2 separate regions of the Homo sapiens genome follow, and region 2 is linked to region 1. A link is a loop called in an ENCODE intact Hi-C map of the cell type or tissue named here. Cell type or tissue: dorsolateral prefrontal cortex. All regions are shown on one strand. Links, peaks and the distances in the headings refer to the core of each region. The heading gives the core; the rest is flanking DNA. Region 1 has its middle 190 kb from the start of RBMX2. Region 2 overlaps ENOX2 (ecto-NOX disulfide-thiol exchanger 2).

Region 1 (5,390 bases), core at 111-5,110:
TCGTTTTAGGAATCAAACTACCATTTTACAGATAAGGAAAGCAGAGCCTAGAGAGGCTAAATAATCACCCAAGGCCAAACAGCTAGCAAGTGGCAAAGCTGGGATATGAACTTAAAATTTTCTGACTCAAGAGACTGTGCTGTTAAACACAGAAAACATCTTTTAAAAACACTAAATGTGATGTTAAGACAATCAGTCATCAAAGTTTATACTATTTTAGTGAGGTGGAGAGCAAGGGTAAACACCTAACTTAATTTTCTTTTTTCTGTGACATGTTGCCTTTCCTGTGTCCCTCTCTAGGTGACGGAGCCTCACATGCAGTAATTTGTGCTAACATCAGCATAATGAGACAGAGCCTAGGCACTGTGCATACATAAGCCAAACAATACACAAAACTTCCAATTGACTAAACCAGTCATGCCGGATTTATGAAGAGAAAAGAAAAGGGCGGACGACGTGACCAAAATACACTCTCACTGAAAAGCACTTTTTGTCCCCCCACCCCCGCCCCGCATCCCCTGCTTTATTGCCTTGTAAAACAAGAATTACAGCATAAAGCACGTGGCTTATATCACAAGCAGGTCACATGTGGTGCTGGTGACCTGCAGCTCTTATCTACCCCTAGCAGATTCACTTGCAGCCTTCTTCTGTCTCTGCACACTTCCCTGAATATAAACGTGCTTGCTAAGTGGTCTGCACCTTGGGTCCATTCTTGCCTTGGGTAGGGAACACACAGAATTCTGGGACCAGACATGAGGATCTTTTACTTTAGTGAGACAATAGTCTTGGTTTTAATAAAAAGGAGGAGGGCTACTGTGTCTCTGCTGCAGATGGTATTAGGGGAGGGAAGAAGTAGTCAGAATATTAAATCACCTTTCTTTGTATGCATGGTCAGATTTGCTATTCGAAATTCAGCAAGCTTTGAAAACACGACACTGCGCACTGCCTCCAGGTTTGGCAGCTCTTCCTTTTCTGTTGGGATGAGTGCCCGACCTCAGGGAATAGTTCCTTTAGATGTCAGCTACACACTTTGCCCAGACAAAGCTTCCAACAGCTTGACTTATTCCAAAGAACCCCCATAGCAACTGAGAGGCTATTAGCATGGTTAGATGTCGGGTAGGCCGAGCTGCATCCACAGAAAGGGAGAGAAAGAGATGAGAGGGATGTTGTCGATAGAAGCTTCAGGAGTGGGGAAGAAAGCCGCTGAGAATTGTAGACGAATATCTTTTCAGCAAGGTGGCATGAAAGGTCTACATGGAGGTTAGCCTCTGGAGAATTCTTCAACTCCAGATTTTAGTGTCTCAGAGAAAATGTAGTCCTTAGGAAAGGCTGGAACTTTTCCATTATGACACTTGATGATAGCATTATGCGACAGTCAACTTGTGAATGTCAGCATTACCACCATACATTTTCAGTCATTTGCACAATCCATAAACAAATATTCCAAAAAATGTGTCATATTTATTGAACATTGGGTATTTTCCAAGCACTTTTGTGGGACTTACTTTATGAGATAAAGGTAGAATTTATTATCTGCATTTTACAGGCTAATTAATCAAAAGTACTTATTGTGAGCCCACTATATGCATAGGAGACACACATCATACTAGCATACAGTACATAATGAAGCAATGGCTTTAGTGGTTAAAAGATCAAGTTTAGGGCCGGGCGTGGTGGCTCACACCTGTAATCCCAGCACTTTGGGAGGCCGAGAAGGGCGGATCACGAGGTCAGGAGATCAAGACCATCCTGAGTAACACAGTGAAACCCTGTCTCTACTAAAAATACAAAAAAATTGGCCAGGTGTGGTGGCGGGCGCCTGTAGTCCCAGCTACTGGGGAAGCTGAGGCAACAGAATGGCGTGAACCCAGGAGGCGGAGCTTGCAGTGAGCCGAGATGGCGCCACTGCACTCCGGCCTGGGCAACAGAGCGAGACTCTGTCTCAAAAAAAACAAAAACAAAAACAAAAATAAATAAAACAAAAAAAGCAAGTTAGGAGTCGGACTTACCTGCTTTTGAGTCCCCTCTATGCCACTTGCTATGTGACCTTGAGCAGATGTCTCAACCTCTGCCTGACTCAATTGCCTAATCTGTAGAATGGAGATTATAACAACCTCACAGAATTGCTATGATTATCAAATGAGAAGATAATATATGTAAGGTGTTTGGCACTGTACCTAGAATATATCAAGGGTTCAATAAGTGGTAGCTCTGGGGAGTGGTGATATTTTTATCACCAGCTGCAGTAAGGAAAACAATAGATATGAGACAGTCCCTGTGCTCAAAGAGTTCCCTGTCTAGATGGGAAAATAAGTTGTCCACACATGAAAAAAAAATACTATCAACACCAGACAGTAACTATTAAATGCCACATGAGTGATGAAGAAAATGTTACTCAGTCTAAAAAAAAAAAACCACAAAAATAAAAACGAATAACACAATTTAAAAATGTGCAAAGGATTTGAATAGACATTTCTACAAAGAAGAAATGAATAATGGCCTATAAGCCAATGAAAAGATACTCAGCAACATTAGTCATTAGGGAAATGCAAATCAAAACAAGGAGACACCATTTACACTCAGTAGGATGGCTAGATAATAACAAGTGTTAGCAAGAATGTGGAGACACTGGAACCCCCATACACTGTTGGTGAGAATGTAAAATGGTGCAACCACTGTGGGAAAGAGTATAGCAGTTCCTCACAAAGCGAAACAGAGTTATCATATGACTTAGCAATTCCACCCCTTGATATATACCCAATAGAACTGAAGTATTATTCATGCAAACAACTTGTACATAAATGCTTATATCAGCATTATTCATAATAACAAAGAAGTGAAAACAACCCAGATGTCCATAAACTGATGAATAGATAAATAAAATGTGGCATATCCATAACAGAATATTATTTGGCAATAAAAAGAAGTGAAGTACTGATACATGGACAACATGAACAGATCTTGTGAAAGAAGCCAGATGCAAAAGGCCACATACTGCATGATTCCATTCATATGGAATGTCCACAATAGGCAAACCCACAATGACAAATTTGTGGATGTCTATTGCTAGGGATGGAGTGGGGTTTGGGAGTGATGGCTAAGAGATGTGAGGTTTTTAATGAGTGGAGGAAGGTGTGAAAATGGTCAATAATCAATCACGGTGATGGATGCACATCTCTGAGAATATACTAAAAGCCACTGAATTGTATACTTTAAATGGGTGAATTGTGTGGTGTGTGAATTATATCATAAGAACTCTGCTTTTTAAAAATAATGTGCTATACAGGAACAGAAAATCAAACACTGCATGTTCTCATTCATAAGTGGGAGTTGAACAATGAGAAAACAGGGACACAGGGAGGGGAACATCACACACTAGGGCCTGTCGGGGTGGGGGCAAGGGGAGGGAAAGCATTAGGACAAATACGTAATGCATGTGGGGCTTAAAACCTAGATGACAGGTTGATAGTTGCAGCAAACCACCATGGCACATGTATGCCTATGTAACAAACCTGCACATTCTAAACATGTATCCCAGAACTTAAAGTAAAATTAAAAATAACAATAATAATAATGTGCTATAAAAATTTGGAGGACAATGACATAACTGAATATTAGGCGGCAGTTATTGAAATGAACTGAGGATGGGCCGTATTTTGAAAGCTTGGGAAGTGAAGATTGGGCATATGTGTCAGTTAGTTATTGCTGCTTAACAAACCATCCTATAATTTGTGGCTTAAAACAACAAACACTTACTTCTCATATGTCTGAGTGTCACCCAGAGATCAGCTGACCTCATCTGGGTTTGGCTCCAAATGGTGGCTATGGAGACAGGTCTTTTCCACATTTCTCTCATCCTCCTTGGACCCATGGGCTACCCAGAGTAGGTTCTTTTCATGCAATGGCAGAAGCACTAGCCTGATCACATAAGTCATTGCTTACGTCATATCTATGAATGTCCTATTGGCCAAAGCAAGTCAAATGGTGAAGTCTGAAGTCAAAGGGTAGAAAAAAACTGCAGAGTCTGGCCAGGTGCGGTGGCTCATGCCTGTAATCCTAGCACTTTGGGAGGCTGAGGCAAGCAGATCACTTGAGGCCAGGAGTTTGAGACCAGCCTGGCCCACATGTTGTAACCTCATCTCTACTTAAACAATACAAAAAACTAGCCGGGTGAGGTGGTGTGTGCCTTCATTTCTTGCTTCTCGGGAGCAAGCAACTCAGGAGGCTGAGGCATGAGAGTTGCTTGAACCCAGTAGGTGGAGGTTGTAGTGAGCCAAGATTGCACCACTGCACTCCAGCCTGGGGGACAGAGTGAGACTCTGTCTCCAAAAACAAAACAAAACAAAAAACTGCAGAGTCTCATGGCAAAGGGAAAGACACAGGGATGAGTGGAGTATTAGAATCAATAATCCAAACTAACACAGTGTTCCAGATAGAGAGAACATTCATTCATCAAACAAACACTGTCTACTGCGTAGCAGGTGATTCTGAGAACCAGGATAAATACAACAGGAAACAAATCATGTTCCCCACTTTCATGCAGATCACAGTAGTCAGTGATCCCAAAACAGCAGGTTTAAGATGTACCTGTAAACAAGGAGCAAGAAACCAAAGTACTCGAAGGATCCAAACTTGTGAGGCAAATAAGTTGAAATGAGAGGCAGGGCTAAGATGACCTGGGGAGTGCAAGTGCAGTCAAAAGGAGGCGACTGCTACTTAGCTCTAAATGACTGTTACCAGAAGGAAACATGAGCTTAGTCCTTATATCCTTCACATAATAAACTCCACTATCCAAGCCAAACAAAACTCCTGAAGGCAGGACGTGGCCTGAAAGCCACAAGTTTGTTGACCTCTGATGTGAAAACAAAAACAAAAACAAAAAACAATTGGGGGAAAATATGCTAACTGCTGTAATGGAGGTCCATAAAACAAGCAATGGATGCAAAAGGGAAGGTGTGCCTGTGACAGCTTGGGGGACTCTAGGAAGGCAACAAAGGGAAGGTGACATCTGAGTGGACTCTGTGTGGGCAGAAGGCAGGAAATTCAGGCAGAAGGAATGTGTGCACAAAGGTATGGAGGATTGAGAGAGCATGGTGTGTTCAAGAAACTTCCAGTAACTTCACATTGCTAGAGGATAAGGTTCTAGAGAAGCAAGAAATGAATAAATGAATTAGGCACCAGATTGTGGAAGTTCTTTCAGATCATACTAAATTGTTCAGACTTTATCCTAAATGGTTGTGAGCAGGGAACGGATACAATCAGGTTATCTGTCTACTATAGGTGTGATGGATTTGAGGGATGCAAATGGAAGTAGGGAGGCCAGGGCAGAGGCTATTTCAGGGGAGAGAGAACAAGAACTGAACTAAGGCAGTGACAGTAGGAAGGGAAAG
Region 2 (5,390 bases), core at 233-5,232, 310 kb before region 1:
GGGCATGTTCATTCAATGTGGAAGAATTCAGCATGGTTGGAGTGCAGATAGTTGAGTAAAAGGAAACTGTAATGGGTAGGAGAAGAGTCTGGAAAGAGGTTGGGGCTGATTTGCAAAGAACCTTGATTGCAATCCTAAGTTGGAATGTGCCCCCATAGGTCAGTGGTTCTCAAAACGTAGGGCATCTGCCAGTGGTAGTTACACTGTGCTCCCACAAACATTTTAATTTTACTAGTTACATGTTCAAATATGTCTTAAAAAACATAAAACTGAACTAAGCCATCACATCTAAGATTACTTTGGATTTTACTTCATAAAAATAGAAAGTGAACCAGTTTTCAGTTCATTTAAAGACAAATATTAAGTAGTAATAGTACACATTGTGTGTGAATATGGTAAAAATCACTAAGTAATACTCAGACTGAAATTTGGGAAGTGCTGCTTGTAGGCCATAAGAAACCATTAACATGTTTTAGAAGAGCACCACGATCAGATTTTTACTGTAAGGAAAATGACAGTGGGAAGGATACAGTGGAGGTGGATATGATGAGGCTGCTACTCTGTTCCACAGAGAGACAATAAAGACCCAAGAGTAGTGACGTGAGCGGAGCGAAGAGATTTGAGAAACATTTAGGAGGTAAAATTATTAGGACTTGGTGGATGTTAATATTATTTTGTCAGTGTTACCAGAATTGTTTTAAAAGTCTGCATGCCCCCCTTGCCTCTTGTCCTTTATATTGTATGGTGAGCAATAATATTGCCAAAACATGCTATGTTTCTATGTTCATTAAGATTACAATGGAAGCTATAGTTACCACTCGAGTGGATTTGGATTACACACAAACATCCTTCCCACCTTACTCAGTGTCCTTGAGAGCAGTAGCACAAATATTCAAGGCACTGATTAGGAATATGACCATGATCTGTGACCCTTAGGCATGCAAGAAATTCCTCAGCCTTTAAGACTCAGCTCATATGTCAACACCTCTGTGAAGCCTTCCCGACAGCCCTTGCCCAACATACATGAATGCACGCACAAGGCAATGTTAGGCCTCGGGCTTCCACAGGACCCTGCACTTAGTTACCTCCGTCCTAGCCTGTACCACACTGTAGGGTGTCGGTCTGTGGATGTCTCTGTGTTCCCCACTAGACTGTGAACTCCTTGAGGGCAGGGACCAGGTTTCATTCATCTCCATACCCATAGCATCCAGAAGAGCACTTGACACATGGTAGTCACCTAATAAATGGTTATTGGGTGAAAAGAATTGATAAACAGATTTGCATGAATATAACTGGGGACCTTGGTAGCACAGAGTGCCAAATGCTATGAAAAGACTAGCTGTTTGCTACATTTGCTACTTTTGCTGAAGAAAGGAGTAAATTAAAGTGCCCATAATTTCATGAAAGACCTACTTTTTCCCTCTTTTCTTCACTCTCCCCTGGTTATCTTACCTTTTTCTTTCCTATCATTTACCTATCCAGGCACCTATTCCTTAGCCCTGCCCATTACTTTGCTGCTCTTGACAGAGTTCATCTTCCTCCTGCCCTGATACTTTGCCAGGAAACATCCTTCCTTCTACCCACCCAAGTCCAGTACACTCCGTCCTTGACATCACTCTCAAGTTCATCTCCTACTCATAGACTCTGCTGCTGGGACTATAATTTGATACAGCTCTTCTGGAGAGCAATTCGTCAATATGTATCAGAAACCTTAATAGAATACAGCTTTTAACCTACCACTTCAACTTCTAGAGCTCTATGCTGAGGAAACAATCATGATGTTTCCAAAAATTTAATACTCAGGACATCTATCCCAGAGTTGTTTATACTAATAGCAAAAACAACAAAAAAAAAAAAAAGAAAAAAAAGAACATCTTAAATGTACAATACTAGGGATTTGAATGAAATCAATTGTGGTACATTTATAGAATGGATTACTAAGTAGCCTTGTAAGTTGATTTTACCAAACAATATTTAATGATGTGGAAAATTGTTTTTGATATATTAAGAGAAAATTCACATCATAGAACTCTCAGTACAGAGTGACAGATCCCAGTTTAAAAACATATACATAATACACACACACACACGCACACACACACGCACACGCACACACACATCTGTGTAGGCATACATAGGAAAAATCCTGTAATGGTAAACACACAAAAAAATATTAATAGGGGTTTGCTGCAAGTAGTAAGATTGCATATGACTTCTACTTTTAACCTTTTGCGTATTTTTATTTTCTAATCTACAGTATATTTGTTAATTTTTAAAAAGTTATTTTGACCAGGCACAGTGGCTTAACACCTGTAATCCCAGCACTTTGGGAGGCCAAGGCAGGCGGATCACCTGAGGTCAGGAGTTTGAGACCAGGCTGGCCACCATGGGGAAACCCCGTCTCTACTAAAAATACAAAAATTAGCCGGGCGTGATGGCATGCGCCTGTAATCCCAGCTACTCGGGAGGCTGAGGCAGGAGAATTGCTTCAACCCAGGAGGCGGAGGTTGCAGTGAGCCAAGATTGCACCACTACACTCCAGCCTGGGAGACAGAGTGAGACTCTGTCTCAAAAAAAAAAAAAGTTATTTTAAAATGTTTTCCCGGTGTCCACCATTGTCTTACTTTGGGGCATACCTTCCACCCCCCAACACACATGCATCACTTCTAGCCTGGATTACTGCTGCTTCCAGCCTGCTTCCCTTCTAGTCTACTCTTTACCAATGCTGACAGAATGATTTTTGTAAATCACAAATCTAAAACCATCTGGTCTCTATATAAAATAGTTCAAAGGCTGTCCATTGTCTTCAGAGTAATATCCAGACTTCTTAGACTGCCTGATAAAAGCTTTGAAAATCAGCTCCCTGCTTGCTCCTCTAGTATTAGGTTTTCCTTCTGTGATTTACTTTTTTGGGGGGTCTTTGGCCAGTGGCAGGCACATAATAGGTATTTAATTAATGTTAGCCAATGTTGATGTGGACTGTATGGATTAGCTATTTTATGCCAGGCAATCTACTGGTATTTAATTCTCAGAGCAAAAATATTAAACACATAAAATAGTTATTCCTATTTTACAGATGAGGAAAACTAAATACATCAAAGCGAGAAGAAAAGTTATCATAATAAAGGGCATTTTTTAAAGAGAAAATTTAAAACCTCCTGCCATAACTCTGTTTTCTTTATTTTCCAGCAATCCCTGCTGGTCCTTGTCAGGAAGAAAACAGGCTTTGTACACTCCCTTGGGCAAGTTATATGTGACCACAGCATAACAAGAACAGCCAACTGACATGATCTCACCCTGTCGTGGTTCACATTGTGCTCATGTACGGAAATCTTTCCTTTGTGTACATAACACTTCACACAGGAGAGATGGAATAGCTCCAGTTGCTCTGTTTTTCTTTATTTTTTGAAATTCTGTGTCATTTGGGATGGGTATGTCAACAGAGAGCTACAGAAAACCGTGATAGAATTGAATGTACAAGAAACAATGTGTCTCATGGGAGCCGATGTCATTGGTTAATTTATTTTTTTAAATGTCATGTAGATGTATTTTCCAGCAATCTGTCCCCAGGGAAGACCTTGGTTGAATTCAATAGTTAATCCTACTTACAGAACGCAGCCCATGTGTGCACTATATTCTTGCATTGTTAAGTGATTTTAGACATATGTAGTGGATTACCATACGACATACAGTCGAGTGTATATAGGATATCTGATTTTCTCTACAATAACGTATCAGTGGTCATTCAGGATCCTGAAGTGTAGTCTTCCCTTCATTTTCCTTACAGATAATACCCATTGTGCAAAAATGGATGATTTCTAAGGGATGGAAGTCCTAAGCATGAGTCATCTGAGTAAAATATTTCTTTATAAGGAATTGTTACTTTTAAATACTCCAGGAAAAAAAATCTATAGTTTTCCTGCTACATGATCAAATAATTTGAATGTAGAAATTACAGATAGGGTTTCACTTCATTCGATGAATTATTGTAGGCTTACTATGTGAAAGCACTCCGTTAGGCACTGCACTAGATACTCATAAATACCCCTTTTAATGCCTTCTGTATAAAAAGAGAAAGAACAAGGGAGAGAGAGAGCAAGCAAGCACACAAGAGTAAGAGAATTCAAGAGCAAATAAAAGAGAAAATTTTAACAAGCGGGCCCATCTTATAAATGAAAATTCACCCAGCTGAAAACTGGGATATGTACCCGTGGGGATGTGTGTTTTTTTGTTTTTTTTTTCTCAGTGGGATAGCTAGGCAAAAATGAGCTACCAGATAGCTGATAAGCAAATGATCTGCTTCTCTGTTTACAAACAGTATGAGAGAAGGAACAGTGACTTTCTGTGCTTCCCAGCCCTGCACAAGCCTGCTGGTGATGTGAGAGTTATGATTGTGTCAGCTTTTCCAGGGTTTCTGTCTCTGCTGTAGAGATTTGGCAGACACCTCAGACAAATTTTATGTCTCTTAAATCTTCCTCAAGCTAGGCTTGGCTCTTAGATTTATATGTGCAAAAAAGTAAAGTGTTTACCAGTCTGACATTTTTGAAGATCAAAACAGACTTAGTTTAAAAAAAGAAATCAGCATACACCTCAGTTTAGTCAGAAAGACCTAATTGCTTTTTGCTATTTGTTTAAAACAGCCCAAATGTGTACTTTTCAGAAATGGCTACTGATCATATGTCTAAAGATTTATGTTCTATCCCTCAGTGTTGCTTCCTTTTTTTCTTGCCTACAAAGTGTAAAGTTTTGCTGAAGTCTTAATTTTCCTTTTTTTGCCTTTACTGATACATAGTATAAAACACTGTAGGATGGAAACATGGTGAAATACATTGGCAATCTAGGAGGAGAAAAAAGATAATTTTTATTAGCTCTGCTTCCCTCCCCTTTCTGGTGCTCTGTTTTTCAGTGGTCTCTTACTCACAAAATGTTGTTCTTTAGCATAATAACGATAGGTGAGTAGAAGAATCAAAGAGCTTTCAGTGACCACACTTTAACAAAGCTGGTCCAAATGCCTCGGTAGGCAGAGCACAAATGAATATGGCAATCATTCAGGAGAATTGAGACACTATGGAAAATGTTACTTCAGAGAACAACATTGCTTTAGTGGTGAACTATGAAAGATAAGGATGGAGAAATCCCCAGTAAGGGCCCTTGTCATCTGCTCCAGCTGCTCTTCATTTTTAGCCAGCAACAACTGCTAATAAGAGTTTCCTGGGATAGAAACTGCCCCACAATAAGCCCCCATAAGGTGTCCTCCTATCAGCTTTTCTTCAGTCAGGTCCTCAAACATACTTCACTAGGATTACTCTGGTCACATACCATTCTAATTTTCACCTTTCAAGAGATGCTGAGTTTGACTTCAAGGAGTACTTGATGTTCAAACTCATTCA

What was found. Hi-C counts contacts between places; a loop is a spot of excess contacts. Peaks named below come from ENCODE experiments on the same cell type or tissue, not always from the same donor. Only the 100,000 strongest peaks of a DNase experiment are listed, where the experiment ranks them.
Region 2: it touches region 1 in a loop (7-fold over the local background); 2 of 110 quality-filtered maps call a loop at or near these places.

The regions. Positions count from the first base shown.
Region 1 is chrX:130,589,803-130,595,192 of GRCh38, reverse strand. No RefSeq gene overlaps it. Among named protein-coding and RNA genes, the nearest start is that of RBMX2, 190 kb to the right of the region's middle. RefSeq lists a cis regulatory region at 611-628 and an enhancer at 548-692. In dorsolateral prefrontal cortex, for the core only: no CTCF peak of the experiment used is centred there; no DNase peak of the experiment used is centred there; H3K27me3 peaks cover 3,120 bases.
Region 2 is chrX:130,895,206-130,900,595 of GRCh38, reverse strand. The region is part of intron 2 of ENOX2 (ecto-NOX disulfide-thiol exchanger 2); the gene reads left to right. Among named protein-coding and RNA genes, the nearest start is that of ENOX2, 5.3 kb to the left of the region's middle. In dorsolateral prefrontal cortex, for the core only: no CTCF peak of the experiment used is centred there; no DNase peak of the experiment used is centred there; H3K27ac peaks cover 2,967 bases; H3K27me3 peaks cover 3,505 bases.